Regions from separate parts of the Homo sapiens genome. Here region 2 is linked to region 1. Evidence: read pairs that join two places in POLR2A ChIA-PET (ENCODE). Cell type or tissue: PC-9. All regions are shown on one strand.

Region 1 (5,000 bases):
CAGCTATTCAGGAGGCTGATGCAGGAGAATTGCTTGAACCCAGAAGGAGGAGGTTGCAGTGAACCGAGATGGCACCACTTCACTCCACCCTGGGCGACAGAGTAAGACTCCATCTCAAAAAAAAAAAAATTGCCATATGATCCAGCAGAGTATTTGCCTAAAATAACTAATTATACTCACCATTTGGGCACCACAGTTTCCTAGATGAACAGAGAGTATATCTTGTAATATTTAAAGACATGGCATTGACAGGCAAGGTGGCTCATGCCTGTAATCCTGGCACTTTGGGAGGCTGAGGTGGTCGGATCACCTGAGGTCAGGAGTTTGAGACCAGCCTGGCCAACCTGGTGAAACCCTGTCTCTACCAAAAATACAAAATTATCGGGGCATGGTGACACATGCCTGTAATTCCAGCTACTTGGGAGGCTGAAGCAGGAGAATTGCTTGAACTGGGAAGCAGAGGTTGCAATGAGCGGAGAACGCGCCATTACACTCCAGCCTGGGCAACAAGAGCAAAACTGTCTCAAAAAATAAAATAACATAAAATAAAATAAATAAAGACATGGCATTGCTAAATACCTACTTTACTCTCCATTTCGACTTCTGAGATATGTATCTGTAAGTGTGTGTGGTGAGGGCATTAGGCAGACCTACCCAGAAGTGCTTTCCTGAGCAAGGATATCCATAGCAGAGATTGTTCATTGTCCTGCAAAATCCATTCTCCCTCCTTCCTTAATCATGAAACTCCCGGATTTTAGCTGGGCACACAGCCACCAAGAACAAGGACTACATTTCCCAGTATCACTTGCAGATCTTTCTTTCTGTGAGATTAAGCTCTGGCCACTGGAATATATGCAGTGCCTGTGTGACTTTCTGAAAGTGTATTCAAAGGAAAGAGACAAAAATTTCTTTTTGTCTTTCCTCCTTCTTGTTGGCTAGGATATAGACGTGATGGCTGGAGCTCAAGCAGCTCAAGCCATTTGCAGAGACAGTGGAACAAGAGCAAAGGAACCTACCTCGTGGAGCACTGTATCAGTCTGGATAGCTGACTTCAGACTTTCATTTATGTGGGAGAGAAATGTATTTCTGTTTTGTTTAATCTGCTGTTATTTGGGGATTTCTGTTACTCACAGAAAAAAATAATTTTTTATTTTGGGTTTTTTTGTGTTTGTTTTTGTTTTTTTGAGACAGAGTCTTGCTCTGTCGCCCAGGCTGAAGTGCAGTGGCATGACCTTGGCTTACTGCAATCTTTGCCTCCTAGGTTCAAGTGATTCTCCTGCCTTAGTCTCCCTAGTAGCTGGGATTACAGGCGCCCGCCACCACGCCTGGCTAATTTTTGTATTTTTGTAGAGACAGGATTTTGCAATGTTGGTCAGGCTTGTCTCAAACTCCTGACCTTAATTGATCTGCCCACCTCAGCCTCCTAAAGTGCAGGATTACAGGCATGAGCCACTGCACCCAGCCAGAAAAAAATAATTTAACTGACTGTCACAGTAGCCAATGAACCTTGGGCTTACTCCCATCGGGGGTCTCTATACACCATTTTTCTTCTCCTCTTTTTTTTTTTATTGAGATAGGGACTCAGTCTGTTGCCCAGGCTGGCATACAGGGGTATGATAATAGCTCACTACAGCCTCTAATTCCTGGACTCAAGTGATCCTCCTTCCTTAGCCTCCCTCCCAAAGTGCTAGTGTGTGAGCCACCATACCTGACCTTTTCTTTTTTTTTTTTTGATATGGAGTCTCACTGTGTCACCCAGGCTGGAGTGCAGTGGCGTGATCTCAGCTCACTGTAAGCTCCGCCTCCTGGGTTCACGCCATTCTCCTGCCTCAGCCTCCCAAGTAGCTGAGACTACAGGCACACACCACCACACTCAGCTTATTTTTCTGTAGTTTTAGTAGAGACAGGGTTTCATCATGTTAGCCAGGATGGTCTCCATCTCCTGACCTTGTGATCCGCCCACCTTGGCCTCCCAAAGTGCTGGGATTACAGGCATGAGCTACCACACTCGGCCACACCTAACCATTTTTATCCTCCCCTTTCCCCAAACGCTTACCCTGATGAAACTAAGAGAGTTCAATTGGTATTACCTGTTAGGAGAGACTACCCTAGTGCTACTGAGTAAGTTGAACTGCAAATGAGACAGTCTAGAAGCAGATGCATTTCAGAAAACAGTTAGGCACTAGCTGGGAAAGTTGAAAATCACATACCCCATGACCCAGCACTTCCTCTTAAATATATTAAATAGATGTGTGCATTAGGAGTCACATACAGCAGCATTGCTAGTAATTGCCAAAGACTGGACACAATCCAAATGACCATCCACAGGAGAATGGCTAAGTAAGTTGTGGTATGTTTACACAATAGAATCGGCCATGCAGCAGTGAGAATGTATACCTACCACCACAAGCATCGACACAGGCAAAAGTCCAAAAAATATTGCACAAGGAAAGCAAGCCACAGAAGAAAACGTGTGGTCATAAATTCAAAACAAGGCAACGTCTTGTCTTGTGACATAGACATTCACAGTCAAACAATAAAGAAAAGTAAGAAAATGGCCAGAGGCAGTGGTAATGCCTGTAATCCCAACACTTTGGGAGGCCAAGGCAGGCAGATCACTTGAGGTCAGGAGTTCGAGACCAGAGGCAGTCTGGCCAACATGGTGAAAGTCCATCTCTACAAAAAATACAAAAATTAGCTGGGCGTGGTGGCAGGTGCCTATAATCCCAGATACTTGGGAGGCTGAGGCAGGAGGATCGTTTGAACCCAGGAGGTAGAGGTTGCAGTGAGCCGAGATTGCGCCACTGCACTCCAGCCTGGGCAACAGAGCGAGACTCTGTCTCAAAAAAAAAAAAAAAAAAAAATTAAGAAAAGTAAGAAAATGAGCCAGGCACGGTGGCTCGCGCCTGTAATCCCAGCACTTTGGGAGGCCAAGGTGGGTGGATCACTTGAGGCAGGGAGTTCAAGACCAGCCTGGCCAACATGGTGAAACCCCATCTCTACTAAACATACAAAATTAGCCAAGTGTGGTGGCGCATGCCTGTAATCCCAGCTACTTGGGAAGTTGAGGCAGGAGAATCCCTTGAACCCGGGAGGCAGAGGTTGCGGTGAGCCAAGATCATGGCATTGCACTCCAGCCTGGGTGACCGAGCGAAAGACTCTGTCTCAAAAAAAAAAAAAAAAAGAAGGAGAAAAAAAAAAGAAAAGTAAGAAAATGATTCCCCTCAGAATCAGATTAGAAGTTAGATGAGGGCAAGAGGCGGGGAATGATGATGTCATGGAGGGGGCCAGGAAAGGCTTCTGAGGTTCTGGCAAGGTTCTATTTCTTATCCTGGGGGCCAGCACATGGGGGTGACTATATGGGTGTTTGCTTTGGAACTGTTCTTGAAACTATACACATACATTTTCTGCTCTCTGGTGCCTGTAAGAGAGATGGAGGGAGGAAGAGTGAAGGCACTGTTTTGACAGTGGAGGGGGAGAGAATGAATGCCTTTTTCCCTCTTCCTTCCCTGTCAGCATTCATGACTCATTCCACCACTATTTAGCACTTACTCCATTCTGCTTGAATTACTGTTAGCTGTTAACACGTCTGTCTCCCTCTGTCATTAATTTATTCATTCAGCTGACAATTACTAAAAGTCCCCAAGGTGTCTGCAGGAGAAAGGGGCGACTGAAGAGAGTTAACCAATAAAAGGAAACAAACCTGGCCTCTTTCCTCCAGCAGCTCAGTCTTAGGGTGGGGGACGGGAGAGACAGATTTCTCTGGAGCTCTGTGGCAATTTGGCCCTATGCCCTCAGGGCCTGGGCTCTAACAGAGGTGGAAGCACGGGATCCACCTGAGAACCGGGACTCGTTTCCTGCTGCCCTGTATCCTTCACTACCTGGCGCAACCATGGAGACAGCTGCTGTGTGTTAGGGCCTGGGTAAGTCAGTGTGAGTCTCTGCAAGCTTCAAATGCAAGTTTAAATTGAAAGCCTCGTTGACTATCCCGGGGAAGGGATTTCAGAGAGTCCTGGTTCACTGTCCTGATAAAATTCACCCAGCATGCTAGTTAAAAATTCAGGTTTTGCCGGGAGCGGTGGCTGACGCCTATAATCCCAGCACCTTGGGAGGCCAAGGTGGGTGGATCACCTGACATCAGGAGTTCAAGACCAGCCTGGCCAACATGGTGAAACCCTGTCTCTACTAAAAACACAAAAATTATGGCCGGGCGCAGTGGCTCATGCCTGTAATCCCAGCACTTTGGGAGGCCGAGGCAAGCAGATCACGAGGTCAGGAGTTCCAGACCAGCCTGGCCAACATGGCAAAACCCCATCTCTATTAAAAATATAAAAATTAGCCAGTGTGGTGGCATGCACCTGTAATCCCAGCTACTCGGGAGGCCAAGGCAGTAGAATTGCTTAAACCTGGGAGACAGAGGTTGCAGTGAGCCGAGTTTGCACCACTGTACTCCAGCCTGGGCAACATAGCAAGACTCCATCTCAAAAAACTAAAAATAAATTTTAAAAATACAAAAATTAGCTGGGTGTGGTGACAGCCGCCTGTAATCTCAGCTACTCAGGAGGCTGAGGCAGGAGAATTGCTTGAACCTGGGGTAGGGTGGGGTGGGGCGGAGGCTGCAGTGAGCCGAGATCTCGCCATTGCACTCCAGCCTGGGTGACAAGAGCAAAACTCTGTCTCAAAAAAAAAAAAAAAAAATTAGGTTTGGCCTGGTGTAGTGGCTCACACCTGTAATCCCAGCATTTTGGGAGGCCGAGGCAAGAGGATCACTTGAGCCCACAGGTTTGAGACCAGCCTGGAAAACAAAGCAAGATCCCGCCTCTACAAACATTTTTTAAAAATTAGCCCCATGTGGTGATGCGTGCCTGTAGTCCTAGCTACTCAGGAGGGTAAAGTGGGAGGATTCCTTGAGCCCAGGCATTTGAGGCTGCAGTGAGCTATTACTGCACCACTGCACTCCAGCCTGAGTGACAGAGCGAGACCTTGTCTCAAAAAAAAAA
Region 2 (5,000 bases), 93 kb before region 1:
AGATACCATTCACAGCCACAAAAGTAGTACAAGTTAGTATTTAAAAAGAGGCATTAATTTAGCTGAACTAAAAATACAATTGCTCCTCAGATATGAGACTACTAATGCCTTAGTATAAGTAACTTAGTATATAACTCCATCGCAACCAAAAAGCAAGAACAAATACCAATTCTAACATCTAAACAAAACTGAATTAAAAGCAATATTGCTATGGCATTTCTTTGGAGCCAAAGAATTTATGTACTCAAATGCATTGATTTTTCCAGCTGGCTTTTCAGAGCAGTGCTAGTGAGAGGCACCAGTGTAACTTGAAGCAGGAATAGTGATGGCTCAGGTCCCCACAGGTAGCTCCTCCATACCTGTGGGACTCAAAGGCTAAGGGCACTAACTCATAGGGCTCAAAGGCTGGATGAAGAGAACAATCAATGTGTTAAATGTCCTTCAGACCTAGGTCAGAGGACAAATTTTGACTAATTCTTTTGACTAATTCTTTTTGCAACTTCTCTCAACAGGTACAATCCTCACAAACAGGGAGTAGTTCTTAGTGAGTAGTTCTGCTGGCAGTTCATTCATTACATACTCCATGGCGCTGGGACATCAATGTGATTACAGTCCTGGGCAGGCAATCCCAGGTTTACTGCCTTGCCTGGCAGGGAATCACTGCAAAAGGATGCCACAAGAACAAGGGCCTTCATTGATTCAAAATCCCACTACGCCCACCCCACTCCTACCCCACTTATCACATTACAATTTTAGGCTGTTCAGATGTGCAAAATTTGTTTTAAATGAGGTAACAGGCTGGGCACAGTGGCTCACACCTGTAATCCCAGCACTTTGGAAGGCTTAGACAAGCAGACTGCTCAAGTCCGGGAGTTCAAGAGCAGCCTGAGCAACACGGCTAAATCCTGTCTCTACAAAAAATTGGCAGGGCACGGTGGCACATGCCTGTAGTCGCAGCTACAAGGGAGGCTGAGGTGGGAGAATCACCCAAGCCCGGGAGGTACAGTAACCCATGATCATGCCACTGTACTCCAGCCTGGGTGACAAGAGACCCTGTCTCAAAAAATAAACAAATGAGGTAATGGGCCATTCTAACCAAGTGCTTGTGGGAAAAAGCATATCCACCAAAGACTTTTATATGAATACATAATTACCTCAAAAATTTTCTATTTTAAAAAAAAAAAAAAAGACACCAGGCACAAAGTTGGGAGATTAAGTAATAAAAAGCAATGGAAATGGTAAAAGGCAGTTTTGCGTATATCCAAACAGGACAGAGGCTTTGCCAGATTTCACAGACTAGTTTATTACCAGTGCTGCCAGGCTGGTTTCATGGCTCCAGAGAAGACTGCTCCTTGGATAAGAGAGCCCTTCCCAAGCCCAGTGTTAACTGAAGCCATTTCCTAAGTATGTGGACACAGCATTTCCCAAGTGCCTACTTGGTAAAGTACTCACCTTCCTCCAGTGAGTCACTTCACATGTAACATGCATTTTGGAGTTTACAAAATAAACATGATTTTAAACGTTTTCTCCTTTGCTCATAATATACTATCTTAAAACATATTAGGTTGGTGCAAAAGTAATTGTGGTTTTTGCCACTGCAATTACTTTTGCACCAGCCTAAATAGCACTGGCATTATAATCGACCATACTATAAAACTGTCGTCCAAAGGCCAACATGCAAAGCATCATCAAAGCAAACTCAGTGAAGGTGATGCATCCCCACACCGTGCTTACAATCTCAGTACCTGCTAGACACTTCATTTCTGATGAACAAGAAATCCAAGAAAGTAGAGAGGAAAAGCAAAAAAAAAAAAAAAAAAAAAAAGTTCACAGAACACTTGATTATTTGTTAATTTAACAACCCAACACCTTAATTCTATTCAATGATTTACAATGTCCAACTATTTACAGCTAGCAAAGCTGGTAAAAAGCTGCTTATCGCTAAAATCACTTGTCTTGGCCAACTGGAGAGGAAAGCAATCCTGAGATCTCAGTTGCCTTTCCAGTGTGCCAGGAAAACACGGGCCACATTGATCCAACTGCTTCTTAAACCAGTGTCCATATTAATAAGTAAAATCACAGGGAATGGGATCCGCTCTGCATTGAAGGTTCTATGCCAATTAGTAAAATTAAAACTTCTTGTGATAGGCTTGAAAGGTGCCCACCAGCTGGGATCAATGAACCAATGTGGCCTCCAGATTGTGCTGTGAGCTGACAAGGGGTGGGCCAAGCTACTTTACTGAGGTGTTAAGACACTATGCTACATAGTTTCTTAAAACATGTTACCTTCTGTAATCCAGAAGAAGAGGGAAAAGAAGAAACATTAAGAAAAGTTATTTTAAAAATTAATAAGATCCCTTCTTTCCTAGAAACTAAAGACCTACAATTAATGACGTTTCTATATTTTCCTTAATGAACTATACCTTTTTGCCAGCACCAACATTGGCCTTTGCAGTCCCCCTGACTTTCTTCATTCTGTTCTTGCGTTCCTTTCGTTGCTTTCTTGAGGTCTTTTTCTTCTCATACAGGCCATGCTGAATGAGAAAAGAGTACATCCAGGTGACTTGTAAACATTAAAATCATTACCCACCACTCTGGTAGGGAAACTGACCCAGTCTGAGCTTAAGAAACACAGCTTTCTAAACCAAAACTTTTCAAGTACATTTAATGCATGTTTTTGCTGGAACAGAAAGGATCATCAAGGGATTTTAGGTATGGAATAGCCTCACAGGAAACAAATGGTCCACTCAACATTCTCTCAACAGGGAGTTTGGGAGACTGGCTGTTCTTGTCCAGACTTGAGCTCACAGATCACTATTTTTTCTTCTTTTGCACTACCAAAACAAGGCACCTCCGAAGTGGCTGAGGGGATCTCTTCCCATTTCAACTCCCCATTACTCCCTTATGACAGACAAGCATTTACAACCCCCACATCATGGAGATTCCGGATCTACTCATCTCCACTCTGCCCACCTTTGCACTTGCTGTTCCTGGGGCCTACAAGACTGTTTCTGTATCTTTACAAAGACTACTTCCAAATCTTTACAAGGATCTCAGCTTCAATGTCACCACCTCAGCAAGGCCTTTAACATGACCGAACGTCAGTTAAAAATAGTGCAGCCTCAGCTGGGCACGGTGGCTCACACCTGTAATCCCAACATTTTGGGAGGCCGAGGTGGGCGGATTACGAGGTCAGGAGTTCAAGACCAGGCTGACCAACATGGTGAAACCCAGTCTCTACTAAAAATACAAAAATTACCCAGGCATGATGGTGCGCACCTGTAATCCCAGCTACTCAGGAAGCTCAGGCAGAAGAGTTGCGTGAACCTGGCAGGCGGAGGTTGCAGTGAGCCAAGGAGATTGTACCACTGCACTCCAGCCTGGGCGACAGAGCTAAACTCTCTCTCTAAAAAAAAAAGTGCAGCCTCTACCTATGACATCACCAGGATTTTCCCTCACAGCTATCGTATGGGAAGGTTTATCTAACAGGATAGGATAAAGTGAGTTAAAGGAACAAACAAAACAAGCACTTCGAGGTGATGATGCTTACTTGTTTACTAGAATGTAAGCTGGGGAGCTTGCCCAGATCACTGCTGTAGTTCACTCTGCAGTGTTTGACACTCAGTATACAATCAAAAACTTTTCCTGGTTCCTGACTACCTATGGGTTTAAGCCCAGATGCAGACTTAATCCAAACTAAGTGAATTTGGTGCCAGGCTACCTTTCCAAACACATCCCCTTACTTCTCCTCTGGAAAACAATCCTTACCCCTAGCCCATCTCCAAGAACACTACTTCAGCTGCCCTTCTGAACTCAGCTCAAATGTCAGACTTCAATTTTGAACCCCCGTACTCCACCTGTGCATTTTATGAAATAACTTTTTCTCTTAATCCTTTCAGAGTTGTATCCCAGATTGCTTGGTCTTGCCCTTTTTACCACACTCACAACACAACGCTATTGAAAAAATAGGTCTTCAGGAGCTGATCAACAAATGAAAAGACACCTACTCTTGCAAGTCTATGTTTGGGTTCATTTTTCTTTGCATAATCCAGGGAATCATAAATCATGCCAAAGCCAGTTGTCTTGCCACCACCAAAATGAGTTCTGAATCCAAATACAAAGATGACATCCGGTGTGGTCTTGTACATTTTGGCTAGTTTTTCCCGAATTTCTGTCTTAGGCACTGTCGCCTTCCCGGGGTGAAGGACATCAATGACCTAAAAGGAGATATCAAGTTTAGCATTCAGTATGATAAAATACATCTTTAGAGTAAAGGACAATTAAGCAAAGATTGATGTGCCCTTCCTTACCATTTGTTTCCTCTGAAGTAGTCGGTTGGTCATGAACTTTCTAGTGCGGATAGTTACGGTGTCGTTCTGAAAACATAAACACTCTGGTTAATAAAACTACTCCAACTTTTCTTGGCCTTGCTGTGATTTTCCAAGACCTAGAATGTTGCAGTCCAATTTGTAGCCATTAGTCATGTAGCGAACTAAAGTAAATAAAACCCACTGGGCAAGGCCAAACTCACAGGATACACCTAAGGAATACATAAAATACCAGGAAAACACAATGGTTTTACACATGAATCTGTACAACTTACTTCACTAGGTTATGTGTATCTCTGGGGCAGGGTTTCTCAACCTCAGCACTACTGATATTTCCATATGGATAATTCCATATGGATATGTTGTGGGGACTGTATGTTTTAGAATAACTATAAAAATCCCAGCCCTCTAACCACTAGATGCCGGAAGCACTTCCCACCTTTCCCAGTTGTGACAATCAAAAATGTCTCCAGACTTAGCCAACTGTTCCCTTAGGAGAAAAATCACTCCGGGTTGAGAATCACTTCTCTGGGGTAAAAACTGCTGTGGCTCATATAAAGGTCACTCAATGAACTGTGTTTATCATGTCTTGCACAAATGTGCCCCAAACCTTGTACTCACTACCTACATGTAATCTATCCTTCTAGAATGGCCATAGCAGAGATCAGAGAA

What was found. ChIA-PET counts read pairs that join two places held together with the same protein. Peaks named below come from ENCODE experiments on the same cell type or tissue, not always from the same donor. Only the 100,000 strongest peaks of a DNase experiment are listed, where the experiment ranks them.
Region 2: POLR2A ChIA-PET joins it to region 1 with 28 read pairs; 6 of 35 experiments call an interaction of 5 or more read pairs at or near these places.

What each region holds. Positions count from the first base shown.
Region 1 is chr10:77,942,084-77,947,083 of GRCh38, reverse strand. No RefSeq gene overlaps it. Among named protein-coding and RNA genes, the nearest start is that of DLG5-AS1, 18 kb to the right of the region's middle. In PC-9, no CTCF peak of the experiment used is centred here; DNase peaks (open chromatin) are centred at 2,393 and 3,553; H3K27ac peaks cover 3,214 bases.
Region 2 is chr10:78,034,728-78,039,727 of GRCh38, reverse strand. RPS24 (ribosomal protein S24) reads right to left here. Exons shown (of 6, transcript NM_033022.4): 2 at 4,311-4,376; 3 at 4,008-4,217; 4 at 2,424-2,534. Among named protein-coding and RNA genes, the nearest start is that of RPS24, 3.4 kb to the right of the region's middle. RefSeq lists an enhancer at 1-339. In PC-9, no CTCF peak of the experiment used is centred here; no DNase peak of the experiment used is centred here; H3K4me3 peaks cover 2,057 bases; H3K27ac peaks cover 682 bases.